Linked DNA regions of Homo sapiens: region 1 is linked to region 2. A link is an interaction called in ENCODE POLR2A ChIA-PET data of the cell type or tissue named here. Cell type or tissue: K562. All regions are shown on one strand. Links, peaks and the distances in the headings refer to the core of each region. The heading gives the core; the rest is flanking DNA. Region 1 overlaps NAV1 (neuron navigator 1). Region 2 overlaps LMOD1 (leiomodin 1).

Region 1 (12,414 bases), core at 2,684-10,683, 340 kb before region 2:
AACTAATCAGGAGGCTGATGGAGGAGGATCCCTTGAGCCCAGGAGTTCAAGACCAGTCTGGGCAACACAGCGAGACCCTCTCCAAAAAAAAAAATAATAAAGCTAATATATTCATTCGTGTAGAGGTTTTTGTGTGAACATAACTCTTCATTTCTCTGAGATGTACAGTTGTTGGGTCACGTGTTAGTTGCAAGTTAATTTTTTTAAGAAACTGCCAAATCACTTTCCAAAGTGGGTGTACCATTTTACATTTCTACCAGCAATGTATGAATGATCCAGTTTCTCTGCATCTCACCAACATTTGGTGTTGTCATTGCTTTAAAATTGTAGCCATTCTAATATGTATGTAGTAATATCTCCTCATGGTTTTAATTTGCATTTCTCTAATTGCTAATGATTTTGAATTTCTTTTCACGTGCTTATTTAGACATCTCTTTGGTGCTATATCTCTTCATGTCTTTTGCCTATTTCCTAATTGAATTGTTTGGTTTTTGGTGAGTTTTGTTTTGTTTTGTTTTGAGACAGAGTTTTGCTCTGTCATCTAGGCTGGAGTGCAGTGGTGCCATCACAGCTCACAACCTCAACCTCCTGGCCTCAAGCAATCCTCCCATCTTAGCCTCCCAAGTGCTGGGATTACAGGAGTGAACCACTATGCCTGGCCTGACTGTTGAGTTTTGATTGCTCTTTCTGTATTATAAGTGCTGGTTCTTTGCTGGATATGTGGTTGACAAATATTTTCTCCTACTCTGTATGTCTTTTGTAACATTGTAACAGGGTCTTTTACAGAATGAAACATTTTAATTTTGAGGAAGTCTAATTTATCAATTTTTCCTTTTATGGATTGTGCTTTTGTTATCAAGTCTAAGAACTCTTTGCCAAAGATTTTTAAAATATTTTTTCCTCAAAGTTTTATATTTTTATGTTTCGCATTTAAACACACAATCCATTTGGGTTAACTTTGGCATAAGGCCTGAGACTTAGATTTTTTTTTTTTTTTTTTTTTTTTGGCTATGGATGTCCAATCACTCCAGCACCATTTGTTGGAAAAGCTGTTTTTCCTTTATTAAATTACTTTTGCACCTTTGTCAAAAATCAGTTGGGCATATTTGTGTGGGTCTGTTTCTGGATTCTCTATTCTGTTCCTTTCTGTTTGGAGAACTTCCTTTAGCTATTCTTTTAGAGTAGTCCTTCTGGCAACAAAGTCTCTTAGTTTCTCTTCATCTGAGAATGTTCTTGATTTCCCCTTTATTCCTGAAGAATATTTTTACTGGGTATAGGATTATGAGTTGACAGTTCTTTTTATTTTCCCCCCAGCACTTGAAAAATATTGTGCCACTTCCTTCTGTCCTCCGTGGTTTCCAATGAGAAATCTACTGTCATTTGAACCCTTTCCACCTGTAGATTAAGGTTTCCTGTTTCTCTTCCTGCTTTCAAGATTGTTTCTTTGTCTTTAACTCGCAGATGCTTAATTTGTGATTTCTTTAGGTCTATCTTGTTTGGCATTTGCTCAGATTCTTGAATCTGTGGGTTTATGTCTCTTGCCAACTTTGCAAAGTTTTCAACTATTTTTTCTTGGAGTACTTTTTCAGCACCATCCTCTTTCTTTTCTCTTACCAGAACTTCAATAACACGAAAGTTAGATCTTTTGTTATAGTCCCACAGGCCCCTAAGAATCTGCTCTGCTTTTTGTTTTGGTCTATTTTCTTTCTGTTGTTCATATTGGTTAATTTCTATTGTTCTATCTTCCAGTTCTCTGATTGTTCTCCTTAATTCTACTGTTGATCCCATCCACTGAGATCAACACTTCAGTTACTGTATTTTTCAGTTTAAAATTTTCCATTTGGTTCTTCTTTATAGCTTCTGTTCTTTGTTCTTCATTACCCCTGGGCTAGGGGTAGGAGTTCCAGCTCCCTGCTTGGTTTCCAGGGGAACTGAGCTGAGGGTGGCTTATCTCTGGGTAATGATGAAAGTTCTGTCTCTCCACTAGGCCTCCTCTTATACCACACTGTGGGAAGCAGGAAGGGTGCCTTATTACTGCTAGGTGGGGGTGGAAGTCCAGGCTCCGCATATGGGCTCCACTGATAATGAATGGCCTCATTACCAGGAGGAGGGGATGGAACTTTGGGCTTGCTACTCAGCCTTCTCTGACACCACCCTAGTGGGGTTGTTGGGCACTTCATCATGGCCTGGTGAAGGTGAACTCTAGGCTCCCCACTTGCCCTTCGCTGCCCTGGATGAAAGTGGGAGCACAATTTTTCCTATGGCGTTTGGCTGGAGTGAACTATCTATCATCTAAAAGTTTGAACAACTATCATCATTCAAACTTTATCATTGAACAACTATCATCTAAAAGTTTTCTGGTCCGGGCATGGTGGCTCACACTTCTAATCCCAGCACTTTGGGAGGCCGAGGTGAGTGGATCACCTGAGGTCAGGAGCTCGAGACCAGCCTGGCCAACATGGTGAAACCCCATCTCTACTAATAATATAAAAATTAGCCAAGCATGATGGCACACACCTGTAATCCCAGCTACTCGGGAGGCTGAGGCAGCAGAATCGCTCGAACCTGGGAGGCGGAGGTTGCAGTGAGCCAAGATCACACCGTTGCACTCTAGCCTGAGCGGCAAGAGCAAAACTCAGTCTCAAAAAAAAAAAAATGTTCTGTCTTTCTGGGCTGCCACTTTCCTGGCCTTTGGCTGGAGAAAGCAGGCTTTTGTTGAGGCTTCTTTTGTTTGCACCCATTGGCATTTCTGGGTTGATGACTTCTTCAGCTCCAAGTCTGGAATTTATGAAGAAAAAAACAAACAAATGAACTCAGAGACCTCATCGCCATGTTGTTCCTTGAGTCCCAAGGTCCCTACTTCATCCACCCTTTTTTTATTTTGAGACAGAGTCTTACTCTATCACCCAAGCTGGAGTGCAGTGGCACAATCATGGCTCACTGCAACCTCTGCCTCCTGGGTTCAAGCAATTCTCATGCCTCAGCCTCCCGAGTAGCTGGGATTACAGGCATGCACCACCACGCCTGGATAATTTTTGTATTTTTAGTAGAGATGGAGTTTCACCATGTTGGCCAGGCTGGTCTTGAGCTCCTGGTGTCAAGTGATCCACCCACCTCGGCCTCTCAAAACGCTGGGATTACAGACATGAGCCACTGTGCTTGGCCTCAGTCTACCTTTTTATCTCCACCTTTCAGAGTCTTCTTATGTTTGCTTTATATATAATGTCCAGGGTTTTTAGTTGTAAGTACAACTATTGGGAGGAATAAGGAAAAGTACTTGTATTAGGGTTCTTCAGAGAAACAGACCGATAAGATATAAAAATAGATACACGAGAGGGGATTTACTATGGGAATTGGCTCATGTGATTTTGGAGGCTGAGAAGTCCCATGATAGGCTGTCTGTAGGCTGAAGAACCAGGGAAGCCAGTAGCATGGCTCAGTCCAAGTCTAAAGGCCTCAGACCCAGGCAAGCCAATGATGTAGTTCTCAGCCCAAGGCCAAAGGCCTGAGAAACTGGGGGGAAGGGTGGTCTCTGGCGCAAATCCCAGAATCCAAAAGCCAGAGAACCTGGAGTTCTTGATGTCCAAGGGCAAGAGGAGAAAACTGTCCCAGCTCCAGGAGAGAGAGAGCAAATTCACTTTTTTGTTCTGCCTTTTTGTTCAGCCTGGACCCTTAGCAGATTAGATGGTGGCTGCCCACATTGGGTGAAGACAGATCTTCCTTACTCAGTCCACTGACTCAAATGCCAATCTCTTCTGGAAACACCATCACAGACATACCCAGAAATAATGTTTACTAGCTACCTGGGTATCCGTTAATCCAATCAAGCTGACAGCTAAAATTAACAATCACAGTACTCCAGCTTCCAGAATTTTTCTTGAACACCTGTTCTGTGCCAGCCCATAAAGACAAATAAAATTTTTTTTTGGTTCTCAAAGAGTTCAAAGCCTAGCAAACAAATAGATCAATACCATCCAAGTATTTAGAACATGAGGTTTTCAGCCAGGAGTGATGGCTCATGCCTGTAATCCCACCACTTTGGGAGGCTGAGGCGGGTGGATCACTTGACGTCAGGAGTTCGAGACCAGCCTGGCCAACATGGTGAAACCCCGTCTCTGCTAAAAATACAAAAAATAGCTGGGCGTGGTGGCGCACGCCTGTAATCCTAGCTATTCAGGATGCTGAGGCAGGAGATTGCTTGAACCCAGGAAGCAGAGATTGCAGTGAGCCGAGATCCCACCACTGCACTCCAGCCTAGGTGACAGAGCAAGACTGTCTTAAAAAAGAAAAAAAAAAGAATATGAGATATTCTGGAGGCTTAAAGGAGGTGGGAGTCATCGCCCTACTTGGGATGGGGTTGGGGGAAGAATGGTTTCTTAGAGGAGGTAGGTTATGCTTGAGCTAAACTTTGAAAGATAAATGGATTTCTGGATGGACACGATGGTAAAGGGCATCCCACCAGGCAACACAGCAGCTACAAAGGCATAGAGGCATCAGACAACAGGAGGGGCAGAGTACTCACTGCAGGTTGTTCGTGGGGGCCGGTGCATGGCATAGGGAAAGGAAGACAAAACAGGAGAAGTTAGCAGAGGTAGGGAATGGGGTAGAGACTGGATCATAGAAGGAGTTGTTTGCCATGCTTACCCTTAAAGGCTTTCTGAGCAGTCATCCTGGGATGGACAGGGCAGGGAGTGGAGAGACCAGCGAGCAGGTTTTTGTTACGGTTCGAGTGAGGGTTGAACACAGGCAGTGGTGGTGGAGATGGGTTGCAGGGATAATCTTGAGAGAGATTTAGGAGACAAGATTCACAGGTTGGAATGGATGTGGGAGAAAGGAGGAGCTTAACGCCTTGGCTTAGTAGCCCCATCTGAGAAAATGAGCATCAGATTTTGAGAGGGAAAGAAAGAAACGGAGTTTAGCTGTGTTGACTGTGCGGAGTCTGTGAGCATCCCAGTAAGGATGTCAGGTGGACAAGTGTCTCAGTGGAGAAGTTAAGGCCAGAGAGAGGCAGATTTGAGAGTCATTACATAGAATCAGTAGTTAAAAACAGAGCTCCGGCCGGGCGCGGTGGCTCATGCCTATAATCCCAGCACTTTGGGAGGCTGAGGTGAGCGGATCACCTGAGGTCAGGAGTTCCAGACCAGCCTGGTCAACATGGCGAAACCCTGTCTGTACTAAAAATACAAAAATTAGCCGGGTGTCGTGGTGGGCGCCTGTTATCCCAGCTACTCTGGAGGCTGAGGCACAAGAATCACTTGAACTCCGGAGGCAGAGGTTGCAGTGAGCTGAGATTGCACCACTACACTCGAGCCTGGACGATATAGCCAGGCTCTGTATCAAAAAAGAAAAAAATAATAAAGCTCCCTGATAAGGTTCTAAGAATTTTTTTAAAAATGACCAGAAACACCATCCTGGCTAACACGGTGAAACCCCGTCTCTACTAAAAATACAAAAAATTAGCTGGGGATGGTGGCGGGCGCCTGTAGTCCCAGCTACTCGAGAGGCTGAGGCAGGAGAATGGCGTGAACCTGGGAGGCGGAGCTTGCAGTGAGCTGAGATCGCGCCACTGCACTCCAGACTGGGTGACAGAGTGAGACTCCGTCTCAAACAAACAAACAGACCAGGAACAGAGCTGCCATGTTTCACAAGTGGTCAGCAAAAGAGGAGCCATGCAGGACACCACAAATGAGACTGAGAAGGGCAAGGAAAGGCCAGTCATGAGTTTGTATCAGTCATTCTTACCAGAAACCACTTTTCATATTTGCAAGAGAGGAAATTTAGTGCTGAGAACTGGCTACATGAGAGAGAGAAGAGCTGACGAGTCAAACAGGGGAGGAAGCAGCTGCCACTCCCAGGCAGAGGCAACCAAGATCCTGGGAATCTGGAAGCACACAGGACCAGTATGGGAAGGGCTGGGCCTCCAAAGGGACTTGGATATTGCTATGACACCTCCTGAGGTAGAGGGGAAGAGAGAGGAATCCCCTGGCTTCTCCTTTCCTCCAGTGCCTCCTGTGGGCAGAAGCCAGCCAGAAACCAGCTGACTCAGGACCCTGGGACAGTCAGCCTACAGGAATCAGCCAGCCAGCTCCCCCACACAGAGAAGAGCTGGGGAATGGTGAGGAATGGATGGGAAGGAAAGGTCCAGGACAGGCCCAGAGGCCAAGGGGTGAGGAAATCCAACAAGGGAGCATGATTCTGCAGTGTCTGGTATCTCAGAGAGGTGGGCTTACGTGAGGAAGCCTGTCCTCGGGAATGGGAGAGTGGGAGAGCACTGGGGACCTAGTGAAAGAAAAGTGCTAAGGTCCAGTCCCAGCCTGGTCAACAGCCCCTGCCTGCTGATTGCAAAGCTGCTGGCTAGGAGCCAGGTCTATTACACCCTTCAACAAGCTAGACAGGATCCCAAGCAGACTGCTCTCCTTCTGAGATCCAATCACACCCCACTCTCTGATCTTAACTGTCATCCTTGCTGCTCCCTGTTCCCCTAGTCTTTGGAGAGGCTACAGGAGGCTACTGTGTATACGGGATCCCTCAGCATCCGCTGCCATAGCCCTGAGGGCTGGACCCAAGGCCTGGCATTGTGCAGCTCAGCCCATCTTCTGACTGTCCAGGTGTCTGAGTGGGGCCAACCATGGCGGCTCTACACCCTCTGGGGCTTGGCCCATTTGGTGATTTCTTAGCCTCCTCCCTGCCTGGCTGATTTCTTTGTGTGCCTCGGCTGGGCTCACGCTGCGTCAGGCTCGCCCGTGTTGGTATAATAGCCCTGATCGCTGTGCTTGTCGGAGAGGAGACAGCAGGGGCAAGGCCCCATCCAGGGCTCATCAGGCCCTGTACCCCAGCTGTGTTAATTGTCCAAGCCCTCCAACAAGCCAACCCTTTTTCCCATCTGCAATTAAGACAAAAAGCTCGTTATCTCTCCCGCTCCCATTATCTGTAGACTCTGCTAAGGGGCTCTTTCTCAAGAGCAGCACCTGCAGAGGCCAACAGAGGTTGGCATTAACTCCTTCCCTGCTGGAGATAGGAATCTCTGAGTGGGTGAAGGAGGCAGCTGAAGCTGGTAGGAATGGCTCTGGGACAGAGGGTGGCACTTGGGGCCCTGGAATGGTTCTGTTACAAGCTTGCTGGGTGTCCTTGGGCAAACAATTGACCTTTTTTGAGCCTTTGAAATCCTCTTTCTCCTTTCTTCCCAAGGAAGCCATGGAAATAAATAAGGAGCTGTTGAAGTTGCCAGCTCCCTGGAGTAACTGTGTAAACCTCCGGTCTTCTATTCTCATGGCCAATAGTGCTTCCACTGGTCAAAACTCAAGCCTCAAGATAAAGCATGTAAATAGCTTAAGAAGAGCAGTGCTGGTGCCTGGGGGAGAGGAGCCAGTCAGGACCTTCAGCTTCCCAGGGAAACTTGGATTGAGTAGAATGTAGCAATCTCACTTTGCAGCGTGTCCTTCAGCAAGTCACTTACTCTCTCTGTACTCCAACTTCGTCCTCTGAAAAATTAAAGAATCCAACTGGATCATCTCCAAGATCCTTTCCAATTGAGAAATTCCATCACCTGTGATGATTTTTCTGTACAATGCAATTTGGGAAGGACACTAGCATTTATGGAACCACTGATATGTGCCAGATCTTTCACATGTGTTGTTATTTCCACTTTAAGTGTAAGAACAATATCAAGTTCAGAGATGTGAAAGAAGTGGTCCAAGGTCAATCATCCAGTACCTGGAGGACTCTAGATTCAAACCCACATTTATGAGACTGTAAAACCATTGCTCTTTTTCATGATACCATGTTTTTAGGGACTGCCCATCTAATGGTTCCTTACAAGACAGAGCTGCATATAGAGGGGGAAATGTAACCTACTCTATATGCAGCTATAAAAACAAAGAATCTGGATTCTAACCACTTAGATTCTCCAGAGTCATAATGTGTTAGGAAGGAGTGAATGAGAAATAATTTTTTTGCCCCTCTGGTCTCCCATGTGACTGAGATTGCCTGAGATGTGTGTGCAGACTCTCAAAGAAAAAGTTGTATAATTGTCAGGCATTGGATCTTGTTTTCATCTTGGTAAACCAAATCCTGGAGATGGAATACAGCTGCTATCTCAGCAGCTGGTTCCAGCTTGTGATGTGCCTGTGTCCAGCAGAGCCCACGGCAGCCTTATGAAAGCCCTCCTCAGTCTGTTTCTAGAATCTCCTCTGAATCCATAAGAAACCGCCCAGAGCTTAGCCCATCAGCCCTGCTGACAGGCTGGGCCAGTCCAGATGCTCCACCAAGGCCTGGATTCTGGCTCTTTCACTCAGTTCACTCATCTGCCCCTGAGTCATCCAGAGAAAGGGGTTTGGGGAGAGTCCGGAGCAGACAGCAAAGCAGGGAATCAAGGAAGCTCTTGACCAACTGGCAGGCAGCCCAAGTCCTGGCATCCCACGGGAGAGGAGAAGGGCCCCTGCCTTTCCAAACCAAAGGCTCACATGAGTGAAGGATGGGCCTGAAATCCTCACTCTGGAAGCAACTGACCAAGGTCCTCCCACCCAGCCCCAACCCCATGCACAACTAATAAGACAAATGCTTCCTGTCTTGAGTTCCCCATTCGGGTAGTTTTCGCAGGGGCCTGATCTTCTCCCCAGTCTCCCAAGCTTTGGGCAGGTCATTGGGCCCTCATCCCTGAAGTCAGGCACTGGGCTGGATCTATTCTGGTTTTAGGGTTCTGAACGTGTGATGACTCATCTTCTGCTGAAGGGTTTTTCATGGAGTACTGAAAACCCTTAAAGCAGAACATTTCAGAGTGTGTTCTGTGACTTGCAAATTATTCTGTGAGAATACGATGATGGGGGAGGCACAGAACTAGGTTTCTGTGGTCAGCTAAGTTGTGGAAATGCAGTAAGATCATCTGTCTTTTGGAATCTTGATCTACATGAACATAGGAAAGGCTCTGAGAAGCTCTTCATTCACAGACACACACACACACACAAATAGACAAATCGGACTTCAACAAAATTAAAAACATTTGTGCCTCAAAGGAAAATATTGAGAAAGTGAAAAGACAACCCACAGATTAGGAAAAAAAATTTGCAAATCTTATATCTGATAAGGGTCTAGTATGTGGAAAATATAAAAAACTTCTACAATTTAACAATGACAAAAAAAACTGATTTTTTAAATGGGAAAATGACTTGAATAGACATTTCTTCAAAGAATATATATAAATGGACCACAAGCATATGAAAAGATGCTTAACATCACTAGTTATTAAGAAATGCAAATCAAAACCAAAAGGAGATACTACCTCACACCCAATAGGATGGCTGCTATCAAAAGCACAGAAAGTAACAAGCATTGGCGATGATATGGAGAAATTGGAACAGAATCTGTGTGCAATATTGATAGGAATGTAAATTGGTGCAACAGCTATAGAAAGCAGTATGACAGTTCTTCAAAATATTAAAAATAGAATTGCCATATGATTCAGCAATTCCACGTCTCAGTAGACACCCAAAAGAATTTGCAAGCAGAATCTCAAAGAGATATTTGTACACTCATGTTCATGGCAACATTATTCACCATAGCCAAAGGTAGAAGCAACCCATGTATCTGTTGACAGATGAATAGATAAACAAAATGTGGTATGCAATGAAATATTATTCAGCCTTACAGAGGAAGGAAATTCTCATATATGCTACAACATGGGTGAACCTTGATGAAATGCTAAGTGAAATAAACCAGCCACAGAAAGAGACAGTCTGTGATTTACTTCTCTGGGTTACCTAGGGTAGTCAGATTACTAGAGACAAAAAGTAAAACGGGGATTGCCAGGGCCGGGGGAGGGAGAAATGGAGAGTTATTTTTTAATGGGTACAGTTTAAGTTTTGCAACATGATAAGAGTTCTGAAGCTAGATGGTAGTGACAGTTGCACAAAACTTTGACTATACTTAATCAATACCACCTGTATTAGCCTGCTTGGGCTGCCATAACAAAGTGCCACAGACTAGGTGGCTTAAACAACAGAAATTTATTTTCACACAGTTCTGGAGTCTGGAAGTCCAAAATCAAGGGGCTCAGGTTGGTGCCTGGTGAGGTCTGTCTTCCTGGCTCACAGGTGGCTGCCTTCTCCCTGGGTCCTCACACAGCCTTTTCTCAGTGGGCAGGCACACATGGGGGTGGGAGAGGAAGGGAAGACAGAGAGCAGGGAGAGAAGGAGAGAGGGAGAGGGGGAGAGAGAGAGATCTTTGGTATCTTTTTCTCTTTTCACCCTATTGAATTAGGGCCCCACTGATATGATCTCATTTAACCTTAATTACCTCTTAAGACCCTATCTCCAAATATAACCACACTATAGGTTATGTGGGTTAGACCTTCAAAACACAAATTTGGAGGGTGTGAGATATACATTTCAGTTCATAGCACCTCTGAACTGTGCATCTAAAACAGTTAAGATGGTAAGTTTTAGGCTGGGCACAGTAGCTCACGCCTGTAACCCCAGCACTTTGGGAGGCCAAGGCTCACTTGAGCCCAGGAATCTGAGACCAACTCTGGCAATATAGCAAGACCCGCCCCCTCATCTCTACAAAAAATACAAAAATTAGCCAGGCGTGGTGGTGCGCACCTGTAGTCCCAGCTACACAGGAAGCTGAGGTGGGAAGAAGGCTTGAGCATGGGAAATTGAGGCTGCAGTGAGCCACGGTTGTGCCACTGCACTCCTGCCTGGGCAACAGAGCAAAACCCTGTCTCAAAGAAAGAAAAACAAAGATGATAAGCTTTATGTTATGTGTAGTTTACCACATTAAAAAAAAAAAACAGAAACCTTTTATTTTTCAAATGATACTGTCAAGAAAGTGAATAACTCAACTCAAATAATGAGAAAACATATTTGTAAATCACATATCTGACAAGGGTCTAGTATCTAGAATACATGAAGAATGATTGCTGGACATGGTGGCTCATGTCTGTAATTCCAACACTTTAAGAGGCCAAGGGGGGTGGGTTGTTTGAGTCCAGGAGGTTGAGACTATCCTGGGAAACACGGCAAAACCTCATCTTTACAAAAGATGCAAAAATTAGCCAGGCATGGTGGTGTGCCTGTAGTCCTGGCTACTTGGGAGGTTGATGTGGGAGGATAGCTTGAGCCCAGGAGGCACAGGTTGCAGTGAGCCAAGATCTCACCATTGCACTCCAGCCTGGGCAACACAGGGAGACCCTACCTCAAACAAACAAACGAATGAACAAAAAAGAATGCTTAAAATTCAACAATAAACTCAAATTAAAAGTAGGCAAAATATTTGAATAGATATTTATCCAAAGACAATACACAAATGGAAAATATGCACATGAAAATATGCTCAACATCAATAATCATCAGGAAAAATGCAAATTGGAACATGAGATACCACTTCCCCACAACTAGGATGGCTAAAATAAAAAAGACAGGCAGTAACAAGTGTTGACAAGGATGTGGGGAAATTGGAACTCTCAGAGATTGTTAGTGGAAATGTAAAATGGCGCAGCAGCTTTGGAAAACAGTTTGGCAATTTCTCAAAAAGTTAAACATGGAGATGAGATACACTTGAGCCAGCAATTCCACTTCTAGGTATGTACTCAAGAGATATACTCAAGAGAGTTGAAGACATATGTACACAAATGTTCATAGCAGCAAAATTCATAATAGCCAAAAAAGTGGAAATAAGCTAATGAGTGATAAATGGATGAACAAAAATGTGATATATCATACAGTGGAATCTTATTCGGCTGTAAAAAGGAATGAGGTGCTGACACATGCTCCAACATGGATAAATCTTGAAAACATCTTGCTAAGTGAAAAAAGCCATACACAAAAGCCCACGTATTGTATGATTTTATTCATATGAGTTTTTGTTTGTTTGTTTTTAAGAGATAGGGTCTTGCTCTGCTGCCCAGGCTGGAGTGCAGTGACACAATCATAGCTCACTGCAGCCTCAAACTCCTGGGCTCAAGCGATCCTCCCACCTCAGCTTCCTGAGTAGCTAGGACTACAGGTAGGTGCCACCACACCCAGCTGATTAATTTTTTTTTTTTTTTTGTAGAGACAGAGTCTTGCTATGTTGCCCGGGCTGGTCTGAACTCCTAGCCTCAAGTGATCCTCCCACCTCAGCCTCCCAAAGTGCTGGGATTACAGGTGTGAGCCACACACCCAGGTATGAGTTTTGGCTAATCCACAGGGACAGAAAGTAAATTAGGGGTTGGTAGGGCTGGGGACAGGAAAAATAGGGAGTGACAACTATTAGTTATGGGTTTCTTTTGTTGATGGTGAAAATGTTTTGAGATTAGTAGTGATGGTTGCATACTTAGTGAGTATACTAAAAACAAATCAATTGTACAATTTAAAAGATTGGATTTTTTTTTTCTTTTTTGAAATGGAGTCTCGCTCTATCACCCAGGCTGGAGTGCAG
Region 2 (12,414 bases), core at 1,498-9,497:
GCCTGTAATCTCAGCACTTTGGGAAGCCAAGGCAGGAGGCTTGCTTGAGCCCAGGAGTTTGAGACCAGCCTGGGCAACATAGTGTGACCCTGTTTCTAAAAATAAAAATAAATAAATAAATAAAAAAGTAAGAAAGAAGAGAAAAAAAGAAAGGAAATGATGAGATCTTGGACCAGGCTGAGCAGTGAACACAGAGGAGTGGAGATGCATTCCATGGACATTTCTAGGGTACAGTTAATAAGATTCAGTGAAGTGGACAATGCCGAGGAGAAGTGGAGGATGACTCCCTGATTTCCAGTTTGGTTGCCTGGTTAGAGAGTGATGCTTATAACCATGGCGGGGAATATGGAGCGGGGAGATGAGGGTGGCACTTGAGATGATCAACTGTTTTGGCCATGACAAAATTTAAATGCCTAACAGGTTGGCATTAATAAAGATCTGGGCTGGGCGCAGTGGCTCACACCTGTAATCCCAGCACTTTGGGAGGCTGAGGCGGGCAGATCACGAGGTCAGGAGTTCGAGGCTAGCCTGGCCAGCATAGTGAAACCCCATCTCTACTAAAAATACAAAAATTAGCTGGGCATGGTGGTGCGAGCCTGCAGTCCCAGCTACTCGTGAGGCTGAGGTTGGAGAACTGCTTGACCCCAGGAGGTGGAGGTTGCAGTGAGCTGAGATTGCACCACTGCCCTCCAGCCTGGGCGACAGAGTGAGACTCCATCTCAAAAAAAAAAAAAAAAAAAAAAAAAGATCTGGGGCTCAGAAAGGAGATCTAGGCTTGACAGGTAGGTTTGGGAGTCATTGGTGTATACGTAGCAATGAAAACCACGGGAGTAAATATGGTGACTCTGAAAAGTGAGTTATCAGGAAGAGGAAAGGGACTTACAGAATAGGTCAAGAAAATCACCGCATTATGGCCGGATGCAGTGGCTCATGCCTATAATCCCAGCACTTTGGGAGGCTGAGGCGGGCGGATCACGAGGTCAGGAGATCGAGACCATCCTGGCTAACACAGTGAAACCCCATCTCTACTAAAAATACAAAAAATTAGCCAGGCGTGGTGGTGGGCGCCTGTAGTCCCAGCTGCTCGGGAGGCTGAGGCAGGAGAATGGCGTGAACCCGGGAGGCAGAGCTTGCAGTGAGCTGAGATCATGCCAGTGCACTCCAGCCTGGGCGACAGAGTGAGATTCCATCTCAAAAAAAAAAAGAAAAAGAAAATCACCACATTATTTAATGAAACAAAATCCATGCCCTTTGAGATTGGCAAAACCGTGATGAGATATACTTCACACCTATTGGGTGTCTATAATCAAAAAGACAGACAATAATAAGTGTGGACAAGGATGTGGAGAAATTGGACCCCTTGTATGTTGCTGGTAAGATATAAATAGTGCAACCACTTGGGAAAACAGTCTGGCAGTTCCTCAAAAAGTTAAACATAGAGTTGCCACATGACCCAGCAATTGCATGCCTCAATACAGACCCAAGAGAATTGAAAATATATGTCCACAAAAAGCTTCCACACAAATGTTCACAGCAGCATTACTCCTATTAGCCCCCAAATGGAAAGCACCCAAAGTCTATTAACTGAAGAATGACTCAGCAAAATGTCATACCTCATTAAAATGGTATAATATTCAGCCATTAAAAGGAATAAAGTACCATGCTCTATCATGGATGAACCTTGAAAACATAACTGAAAGAAGCCAGATCTGAAAGACCACATATTTTACGATTCCATGTACACAAAATGTCCAGAATAGGCAAATCTGTAGAGACAGAAAATGGATTAGCGGTTGCCAGTGGCTGGTGGGAGGAGAAATGAAGGGTCACTGATGATAGCTGTGGGGTTTCTTTTGGGACTGATGAAAATATTCTGGAATCAGGTAGTGGTGTTGTACAACTTTGTGAATATACTGAATATATATTCACACTGAATATACTGAATATAATATTGTTATATATAATATAATATATATAATACACTATTATATTCAGTATATTTGCCGAATATACTGAATACTGCTTTTTTTCTAAAAACACTGCATTGGGTATTTTAAAGGAGTGAATTTTTTTTTTGAGATGGAGTCTCACTCTGTCACCCAGGCTGGAGTGCAGTGGCACGATCTCGGCTCACTGCAACCTTCGCTTCCTGGGTTCAAGTAATTCTCCTGCCTCAGCCTCACGAGTAGCTGGGATTACAGGTGCGCACCACCATGCCCGGCTAACGTTTGTATTTTTAGTAGAGATAGGGTTTCACCATGTTGGCCAGGCTGGTGTCAAACTCTTGACCTCAGGTGATCCACCCGTCTCGGCCTCCCAAAGTGCTGGGATTACAGGCGTGAGCCACTGCGCCAGGCCAGGAGTGACTCTTGACAGCCCTTCCCCAGGGTCTCCCAGAGGGCAGCGCTGGAGCATGGCCAGTACCCATCTCAGAGTGCAGAGGGTTTCCAGAGTGCAGCACGGTGACAGGAAAGCTGCTGCTGAAAGGGCCACCAAGACTGAGCAACACCCATCCTGGAATTTGACACACAGTGGATGCTTCATAACTGCTGAACAAAGAGATGCATCTCCCATTCAGATGGAGGCCCAAAAAGAAGGCTGGAGGGACAGATTATTTTTTCTATTAAGTTATGCACAGTTTGTTGCAACTTGAGGTCAAAAGAAAGTGTTCAGAGCCAGCACAGTGGCTCAAGTCTGTAATCCCAGCTACTCAGGAGTCTGAGGCAGGAGGATCCCTTGAGACCAGGAGTTTGAGATCAGCCTGGACAACATAGTGAGACCCTGTCTATTGAAAAAAAAATTGTTTTTAATTGTAGCCGGGCACAGTGTCTCATGCCTGTAATCCCAGCACTTTGAGAGGCCAACGGGGGGCAGATTGCTTGAGTTCAGGAGTTCGAGACTAGCCTGGGCAACATGGCAAAACCCCATCTCTACTAAAAATACAAAACGTTAGCTGAATGTGGTGATGCACGCCTGTAGTCCCAGTTACTCAGGAGGCTGAAGTGGGAGAATCATATGAGGCCTAGAAGTCGAGGTCGCCTTGAGCTGTGATCGTGCCACTGTATTCTAGCCTGGGTGACCGGGAGTGTGATGCTGTCTCAACAAGAAAGAAGAAAAAGAGAGAGAGAGAGAGAGAGGGAGGGAGAGAGAGAGAGAGAGAGAGAGAAAGAAAGAAAAGGAAAGAAAGGAAAGAAAAAGAAAAAGGAAAGAAAAGAAAGAAAAAGAAAAGAAAGAAAGAGAAAAGAAAGAAAAAGAAAAGAAAGAGAGAGGCTGGGCACAGTGGCTCACGCCTGTAATCCCAGCACTTTGGGAGGCCGAGGCGGGCAGATCACGAGGTCAGGAGATCAAGACCATCCTGGCTAACACGGTGAAACCCCATCTCTAATAAAATACCAAAAAAAAAAAAAATTAGCCGGGAGCGGTGGCGGGCACCTATAGTCCCAGCTACTCAGCAGGCTGAGGCAGGAGAATGGCGTGAACCCGGGAGGCGGAGCTTGCAGTGAGCCGAGATAGCGCCACTGCACTCCAGCCTGGGTGACAGAGCAAGACTCTGTCTCAAAAAAAAAAAAAAAGAAAGCAAGGGAAGGAGGGAGGGAGAGAGGGAGGGAGGGAGGGAAGGAAGGAAGGAAGGAAGGAAGCAAGGAAGGAGGGAGGAAGGGAAGGAAGGAAGGAAGCAAGGAAGGAGGGAGGGAGGGAAGGAAGGAAGGAAGGAAGCAAGGAAGGAGGGAGGGAGGGAAGGAAGCAAGGAAGGAGGGAGGAAGGGAAGGAAGGAAGGAAGGAAGCAAGGAAGGAGGGAGGGAGGGAAGGAAGGAAGGAAGGAGGGAGGGAGGGAAGGAAGGAAGGAAAAGAAAGAAGAAAGAAAGGAAGAATAAAGAAAGAAAGAGAGAAAGAAAGAAAAAAAAGAAAGAAAGAAAGAAAGAAAGAAAGAAAGAAAGAAAGAAAGAAAGAAAGAAAGAAAGAAAGAAAAGAAAGAAATAGCCAGTCATAGTGGCATGTGCCTGCAGTCGTAGCTACTTGGGAGGCTGAGGCCGGAGGATGAAGCCAGGAGTTCAAGGCTGCAGTGAGTTATGACTGCACCATTGCACTCTAGTGTGTGTGACAGAGCAAGACCCTATCTCTGGAAAAAGAAAAAAGAGAGAGACAAAGAAAAGAGTTCAAGATATTCCGGCTGAGCGTGGTGGCTCATACCTGTAGTCCCAGCACTTTGGGAGGCTGAGGCGGGCAGATCATTTGAGGTCAGGAGTTCAAGGCCAGCCATGGCCGACATAGTGAAACGCTGTCTCTACTAAAAATGCAAAAATTAGCCAGCATGGTGGCGCCCACCTGTAAGCCCAGCTCATGAGGCTCAGGCAGGAGAATTGCTTGAACCCAGGAGGCAGAGGTTGCAGTGAGCTGAGATTGTGCCACTGTACTCCAGCCTGGGCTACAAGAGCAAAACTCCAGCTCAAAAAAAAAAGAAAAAAAAAAAGATCTTCCTTGGCCACCAGCTGGTGACCTCTCTAAGCCTCAGATTCTTCACCTGTCAAGTAGATTAAAATTTACCTCCCCTGTCTACCTTATAAGGCTGAAGCAAGGATCAAAAGAGATAACGTATGTGGAAGCCCATAAATCTTCAGACCCAAGGCATTAGGTTCTGCTTTTATTGCGCATGGATGAGCTGGGGCATATTGTGTGATGTTCTAAGACAGCAACTAAGTACTTACCTACAAGCTTCTGGGAGTAAGACACTTTCCATTTTTCTTGGAAGGGGAAAATTACTTTGCATGACCATTTGGTTATGGTTTGGTATTGGTGTGGAATGTTTTTAGGGTAGGGCCCTGTAGAAGCAGGAGGATGAACCAGTTGACCTTCTCTTCTTGACATCCACCCAAGACCTGAAATTTTTCAAGGCTGGAGGCTTGTTTTTTTTTTTTTCAATCTCTTTCTCTTTTCTATTTTTAATTTTTTAAATTTTTTTGAGACAGGGTCTTCCTTTGTGCCCAGGCTGGAGTGCAGTGGTGTGATCATGGCTAACTGCAGCCTCAACCTCCCAGGCTCAAGTGATCCTCCCACCTCAGTTTCCCAAGTAGCTGGAACCACAGGCGTGCACCACCATTCCTGGCTAATTTTTAAATTCTTTTGGAGAGACTGGGGGGCGGGGTCTCCCTGTGTTGCCCAGGCTGGTCTCGAACTCCTGGGCTCAAGCAGGCCTCCCATCTCAGCCTCCCAAAGTGTTGGAATTACAAGTGTGAGCCACCACACCCAGCCAGTTTTCTTTTTAGGTAGTAACATTTTTTTCCTCCCCAAAGGAAGAAAAACCAGGCATATGTGCTCTATCTATACTGCATACAAACCGACACATTTCCCCACAGGGAGTCAAAGCGAGAGGGAGGTGGGGCTTTGCTCTGCTTGGCAGATGGTCCAATATTAGGAACTTGATCCTCTAAAAGAATAACATGTGTGGCCTTATGTTTCTCTGGGCTATGGAGTGTCTGTGCTGTGAGCTGACCATAAGTCTCTGCGTTTCCAGTGCCCAGTGAGTCTTTTTTCTCTTTTAGGGGCTTTGTTTCACCCATCAGCCCATAAGGCTCAGCTGGGGAAGCAGTGTGTTAACTGTTCTGTTTATCATCTTGTTTGGCTGACTCCATCTCTCTGGGGATGGGCGCCAAAGGCCAAGAGAAGGAGCCCGTGCTGAGGCTCTGGGGATCTGTTTAGGGCCTTGGAAAGTGTATTTATTGGGAGCCATGTAAATGTCCAAATATAGGCAAATGGTTCAACACAGCCATACAATAGACTATGATGACATCCACTGAAAACAATGTTTAGGAAGAATTTTAGTGACATGGGAAAAGCAATTATAATATGATAAGCAAAAATATAAATAAATAAGGTAGGGAACACAATTTATGTGAATATGTGGCTGTGCATTAAATGATCTCAACTACAAAAAGAAAAATACATACAGAATTATACACTCAGAAAAAACTGAAGCAGGGAGCCGTAGCTCACAACTGTAATCCCAGCACTTTGGGAGGCTGAGGAGGGAGGATTGCTTGAGTCCAGGAGTTTGAGACTAGCCTGGACATCATGGCAAATCCCTGTCTCTACAAAAAATACAAAAAAATTAGCTGGGAGTGGTGGCACGTGGGAGCAGTAAGCTGAGATTGCACCACTGCACCCCAGCCTGGGCAACAGAGCAAGACCTTGTCTCAAAAACAAACAAACAAGAAAATTGACAATGGCTGATATCTTTAGCTAAGACAAAGAATTATTGGCTATTTTCCTTTTTTTCCCACGTTTTGCATACTGTCTATGATGAGCCTTATTACATTATAAGCATACTTTTCTTCAAATAAAACAAATTTAGAAATATCATGTCTGTGTTCTTTGTATCACCCCCTTCTCCTGCTTTTAAGGCAAAGATTACAGAGACTGGAAGTAAAACCAAAAGCCTCCCAACCTGAAAGAACTTTGACCACTGGAACACTTGAGTCTTTAGTACTCTGGGATCATTATTAGATATTTTCTTGGTGATTTAAAAATTATTATACTTGGCTCACGCCTGTAATCCCGGCACTTTGGGAGGCCGAGGTGGGAGGATCACGAGGTCAGGAGATTGAGACCATCCTGGCCAACATGGTGTAACCCCATCTCTACTAAAAATACAAAAATTAGCCGGGTGTGGTGGCGTGTGCCTGTAATCCCAGCTACTCAGGAGGCTGAGGCAGGAGAATCGCTTGAACCCAGAAGGCAGAGGTTGCAGTGAGCCAAGATCACGCCACTGCACTCCAGCCTGGTGACAGGGCTAGACTCCATCTCAAAAAACAAACAAACAAAAAAAACAAAAAAAAAAAAAGAAGAATTTGTTATACTTTTCAGTGAAGTTGAGGACATGGGACAAGTGGGTTATCACTAAGTAGCAAGTGGAAGAGATGCTGCCATTGGGGTAGGTGAGATGATCCACCTTGAGGAAACTCAGTGTAAGCAAAATGGCGCAATGTCAGCCCTTGACAACTGGAATTTCAGAAGACAATTTAAGCCCTTACTGCCCTAAGGCATCCATTATATAGAGTTAATTTCTTCCCTATGAATTCAGAATGGGACCAGCTAGAATCTTTGGGAGTGCTGTGTTTGGAATGTGTCCTCCAAAGTTCATACATTGGAAACTCAATCCCCAGTGCAGTGATGTTGGGAGCTGGGGCCTAATGGAAAGGGTTTGGGTCATGGGGGCACTGCTCTCATGAATGGATTAATGCCATTATCATGGAAGTGGGTTTGTTATAAAAGGACAATTTCAACTTCCTGGCTCTCTTTGGCCCTCACTTGTCCTTCTGCCTACTGCCATGGATTGGATAATGCAGCAATAAGGTCCTCACCAGATACAGGCCCTTGATCTTGGACTTCCCAGCCTTCAAAACCATGAGCAAAATGTACTTCTCTTCATTATAAATCACACAGTCTGTAGTATTTTTTTATAGCAGCACAAAATGGACTAAGACGGGGGAATTGAGGATATAGTCTCTCAATTCATTTTTTCCAGCGCTTAATTCTCTTACAGAAGCCTGGCTGAGAAAAGCTGATCAGTTGCCTACAAGGACCTAATCCCAGCTCTGCTCCTCCTTTGCTCCAGCCTCACTACTTGGGCGTCAGAAAGGCAAGTCTGTGTCGACCCAGCTGCAGAATTGGTATATCCAGATAACTTCCAGGCCATCATAGCCACATACCCAAGCACTGGGCCTCCCAAAGGGGTGGGCTCTGTGAGTGCTGTGAAGAGGGCCACTCCCTCTCCTGCTCTTGTGTGTGTGATCCAAAGGGAAATCTGCTTATAGCAAGTTCTCTAGGAGAGCTGTATTACTTTTCCTAGATCTAGAGGCAATGCTGCTGAACTTCTCCAGATATTTTATGGAAGAATCCAGATGATGGGAGCTAAAGGCCTTATCTGGGTGCATATAGAGCAAATTATCAGCAAAAATATTATTACTATTATTGAGACAGAGTCTCCCTCTGTTGCCCAGGCTGGAGTACAGTGGCGTGATCTCGGCTCACTGCTACCTCTGCCTCCCGGGTTCAAACAATTCTCATGCCTCAGCCTCCTGAATAGCTGGGATTACAGGTGTGTGCCACTATGCCTGGCTAACTTTTTTGTGTTTTTAGTAGAGACGGGGTTTTGCCATGTTGTCCAAGCTTGTCTTGAACTCCTGACCTCAAGTGATCCGCCCACCTTGGCCTCCCAAAGTGCTGGGATTGCAGGCATGAGCCACCACACCCGGCCTGCAAAAATATAATTAATATTTTCTTTAGGGTCTATCTGTGGCCCCAGGGATCATAGGTGGACTTTATTTATTTGTTTATTTATTTATTTATTTATTTATTTAGAGACGGAGTCTGGCTCTGTTGCCCATGCTGGAGTGCAGTGGCGTGATCTTGGCTCACTGCAACCTCTGCCTCCTGGGTTCAAGTGATTCTCCTGCCTCAGCCTCCCAAGTAACTGGGATTACAGGCGTCCACCACCACGCCCAGCTAATTTTTGTATTTTTAGTAGATCAGGCTGGTCTCAAACTTCTGACTGCAGGTGATTCACCTGACTCGGCATACCAAAGTGCTGGGATTACAGGCATGAGCCACCACGCCTGGCAAGTGGAATTAATATGTTAGTCTGTAATCTCAGGTTACTACAGAGCTGGAAGACAGAATTGCAAGGAAATGAAGAAAAAGTGGAACAAGTTTAAACTGAAGGGGAAATATGGCAGTGATCTATCCCAACAATTCAGACCTCAGAGTGTAAATTTTAGACTGATTTAATTGGTTATTTTTAAAAAGAGGATAAAAAAGGATCACTGCCAAATCTTTCTTCATTTGAGAAGTTGGATACAAAATCATATTTTCAAATAGTCTCAGAAGGGTATAGATGAATTACAAATTTTGTAGATTCAATCAAGTATGATAGAACTGCCTTTGTAAATTCCTCATCCTTCATTCATTCAACAGGCATCCATTAAGCCAGGGACTGTGTTCACTGCTGGGGACATGAAGATGAATAAGAGTCAGCCCTCACCCTTAAGAAGTTTGGGAAAAGCACAGAAACAGACAATGCTGAAATGATGTGTTACATGCGAATGGAACAGGAGGTGCCAGAACTTGCAGGAGGTGCTTTGTGAACACAGAGGTGGAGCACACAACTTAGGCTGGGGGGGTCCGGAAAGCCTCTAGAGAAAGTGTCACCTGAGTTGAGCCTTGAAAGAGGAATGAGGGTTGGCTAGGCTTGGCATCCCAGTTGGAGGCGACAATATGTTCAAAGGCACAGAGGAAGCAAGATAAAGCCTGGCGCTCTGGAGAACCAATGGTCAAGTACAACTGTAGGGTGAGAGTCAAGGAGAAGAGTATTCGTAGCTTGAGAAATAGGAAGGCACTGGAACATCAGCAGCTTTCTAAGCCATGCTAAGAAGTGTGAATTTGATCACGGAAGCTACACTGAGTAATTGAAGGCTTTTACACAGGGAAGGTCAACTGTGGGGAGGATGGATTCCAATGGCACGAGAAGAGAGGTTGGGAGATCAGTTAGGAGGCTGTGACGTTCTTCTAGTTGATAAGTGATATGCATGGGAGTAATAGAAGTTGAATTGCGAGGAGGGGCAGAGTTCAGAGAGATCATAGAGGCAGAAACAACAGGATCCTATCACTAGGAAAGTCTGGAGACACTGGGAGAGGGATTGGAGCAGGACAGCCCAGGGTTATGATGTAGGTGTCTGATTAAATGGTACTTCTATTCATCAAAGTGCAGAACACAGGAGGAAAAACAGGTTTAGGGGTGGGGTGGGGTGACGATGATTAATTTATTTGCAGACCAGTTGAATTTGAGACACTTGAGGTGTCCAAGAGACAACTGAATGATCTAGAACTCAAAATAGAGATCTAGGCCAGAGATAGAAAGAGAGCATACGGGGATAACTGAATCCATGGGGTTGGATGAAGGTAGCCATGAAGACTGCATAGGAAGGGCAGAGCCCTAAACAATCATATTTAGGCAATAGAGTATGAGCTGCTCACAGAGGAGATTAAGAAGGAACAGCTAGAGAGATGAAAGGAAAACAAGGAGAATGTGCTGTATTGGCACCGAGGGAAATGAGTGTTTAAAAGAATGACAGAGTGGTTAAATTCCACAAAGTAAACAAATAGAATAAAGACTAAAAGGTGTGTTCAGATAAAGCAACAAGGAGGTCCCCAGTTACCTCATCAAGGCTGATGTCTGTGCAGTGCGGGGGCAGAGACGTCCAGGGTGATAGTGAGCATGGATGCCATTTCCTACAGCTTAGCTAAGACGGAAAGGAGAGAATGTGGGAATTGGGGAGAAAGAGCCAGTAAAAGGGAATGTTGAAGAGAGAGAGAGATGTTTAAAGGAGCAAAGGTCGTGTGGAGGCAGGAGAGAAAAGATTCTAAAAAGTGGGTTTGGGTAATAGTCTGGGACAGAAGAGGGATATCCTTTCCATGGGATAAAAGAGAAACGGAAGGCCGGGTTCGGTGGCTCACGCCTGTAATTCCAACACTTCGGGAGGCCAAGACAGATGGATCACTTGAGGGCAAGAGTTCGAGACCGGCCTGGCCAACATGGCGAAACCTCGTCTCTACTAAAAATACAAAAATTAGCTGGGCGTGGCGGTGCGTGCCTGTAATCCCAGCTACTCAGGAGGCTGAGGCATGAGAATCGCTTGACCCCAGGAAGCAGAGGAGGTTGCAGTGAGCTGAGATGGTGCCACTGCACTCCAGCCTGGGCGACATAATGAGACTCTGTCAAAAAAAAAAAAAAAAAAAGGGAGAGAAAGCTTGCATATAAAAAGGGAGAGAAAGGCGAAAACTTGCATACATGGATGCTTACAAGTTTTCAGGTGACAGAAGAGAAATTTGAAGACATTTTCATCTGATGGCTTCAAGTGTCTCCACGAAATATGAGGCTAGATCATCTGTTGAGGGTGAAAAGAGAGATGGGACAAGAGAGTTTGTAAAGAAAGGCTGGCTGGGCACGGTGGGACATGCCTGTAATCCCAGCACTTTGGGAGGCTGAGGTGGGATGATCACTTGAGCTCAGGAGGCAAGGTTGCAGTGAGCCATAATCATGCCACTGCACTCCAACCTGGGTGACAGGGCCAGACCCTGTATCAAAAAAAAACAAACTAATTTTTAGAATAGTGTCCCAGAGGAGTGAGAAGAAGGAGTGTAGATGTTTTCTGGGCAGCTTTGAGGGCTTGGCTGAGGTTATAGGGTTTTAATCCACAGAGGCACCAATATAGTGCTATCTGAGGCTGCTGGGTATGTTCAGTAGCTTGGATGCACAATAGAATTGCTAAATGGTTACTTTCATTCAGGCTAGGGGTGATGGAAGGTTGGGGAGGACTGAGCATGAGAATTGAGGATAATGTTCACAATAACCATAGTAACATATAAGTTAAAGAGGAAAATTACAAGTAAAGCCTGAAAATTGAGTGGAAGAGAAGTCAGTCCATACTGAGAGTAGGTAAGGCTAGGAATGAGAAGAGGCCATGAAATGGGATATGCCTCTAAGTCATCATCTTTGGAACAGATGAATCCTGAGGTAGAGGAATCTGACCTGGGCTTTAGTGAAGTGTCCAAATCTCGATAGAGAGGGTCAGGAGGACAGGAGGCAGAACACGCTGAAAAGGTTATACAGCATCTAGTTGCTCTCAAAGATGTACTCCATTAGAAACGATGGGCCGGGAGTGGTGGTTCAGGCCTGTAATCCCAGCACTTTGGGAGGTTGAGGCTGGTGGATCGCTTGAGCCTAGGAGTTCAAGACCAGCCTGGGCAACATGGCAAAACCCTGTCTCTACTCAAAATAAAAAAATTAGCCAGGTATGGTGGTGCACACCTGTAGTCAGGAGGCTGAGGTGGAAGGATCACTTGAGCCCAGGAGGCAGAGGTTGCAGTGAGCCAAGATTGCACCACTGCACCCTGGCCTGGGCGACAAAGACCTTGTCTCAAAAAGAAAAAACAAAAAGAAAGAAATGATGTTAATGACTATCACTTAACTTAGTGCCTACTGTTTGCAAAGCACTATGTTAAACCTTCAAATTTTTGTATCTTTTCCTCATGGAGACCTTCAAATTAGGTGGTATCATCCTTATTGACAGAAGAAGAAATTAAAGTTCACTATGCATTCTCTACGACGCAGAAATTCCATTCTTAGGTACATACCCAACAGAAATGAAGTCAGAAGTGCACTAAAAATGTCCGAAAATGTTCATAACAGCATTGTTTGTAATAGTCCCAGACTGGAAACAACCCAAATGTCCATTAACAGTGAAATGAATAAATAAACTGTGGTATATTCACATAGTAAAATGCTGCATAGCAATGAAGGTTTAAAAATGCTACAGATGGTGTGGTGGCTCACGCTTGTAATCCCAGCACTTTGGGAGGCTG

What was found. Peaks named below come from ENCODE experiments on the same cell type or tissue, not always from the same donor. Only the 100,000 strongest peaks of a DNase experiment are listed, where the experiment ranks them.
Region 1: POLR2A ChIA-PET joins it to region 2 with 9 read pairs; 2 of 35 experiments call an interaction of 5 or more read pairs at or near these places.

What each region holds. Positions count from the first base shown.
Region 1 is chr1:201,576,491-201,588,904 of GRCh38, forward strand. It overlaps NAV1 (neuron navigator 1), which reads left to right. Exons shown (of 34, transcript NM_001389617.1): 2 at 12,049-12,159. Among named protein-coding and RNA genes, the nearest start is that of NAV1, 44 kb to the left of the region's middle. In K562, for the core only: a CTCF peak has its summit at 6,018; DNase peaks (open chromatin) are centred at 6,008 and 6,361.
Region 2 is chr1:201,920,767-201,933,180 of GRCh38, forward strand. All of the region lies in intron 1 of LMOD1 (leiomodin 1), which reads right to left. Among named protein-coding and RNA genes, the nearest start is that of LMOD1, 20 kb to the right of the region's middle. In K562, for the core only: no CTCF peak of the experiment used is centred there; a DNase peak (open chromatin) is centred at 4,606.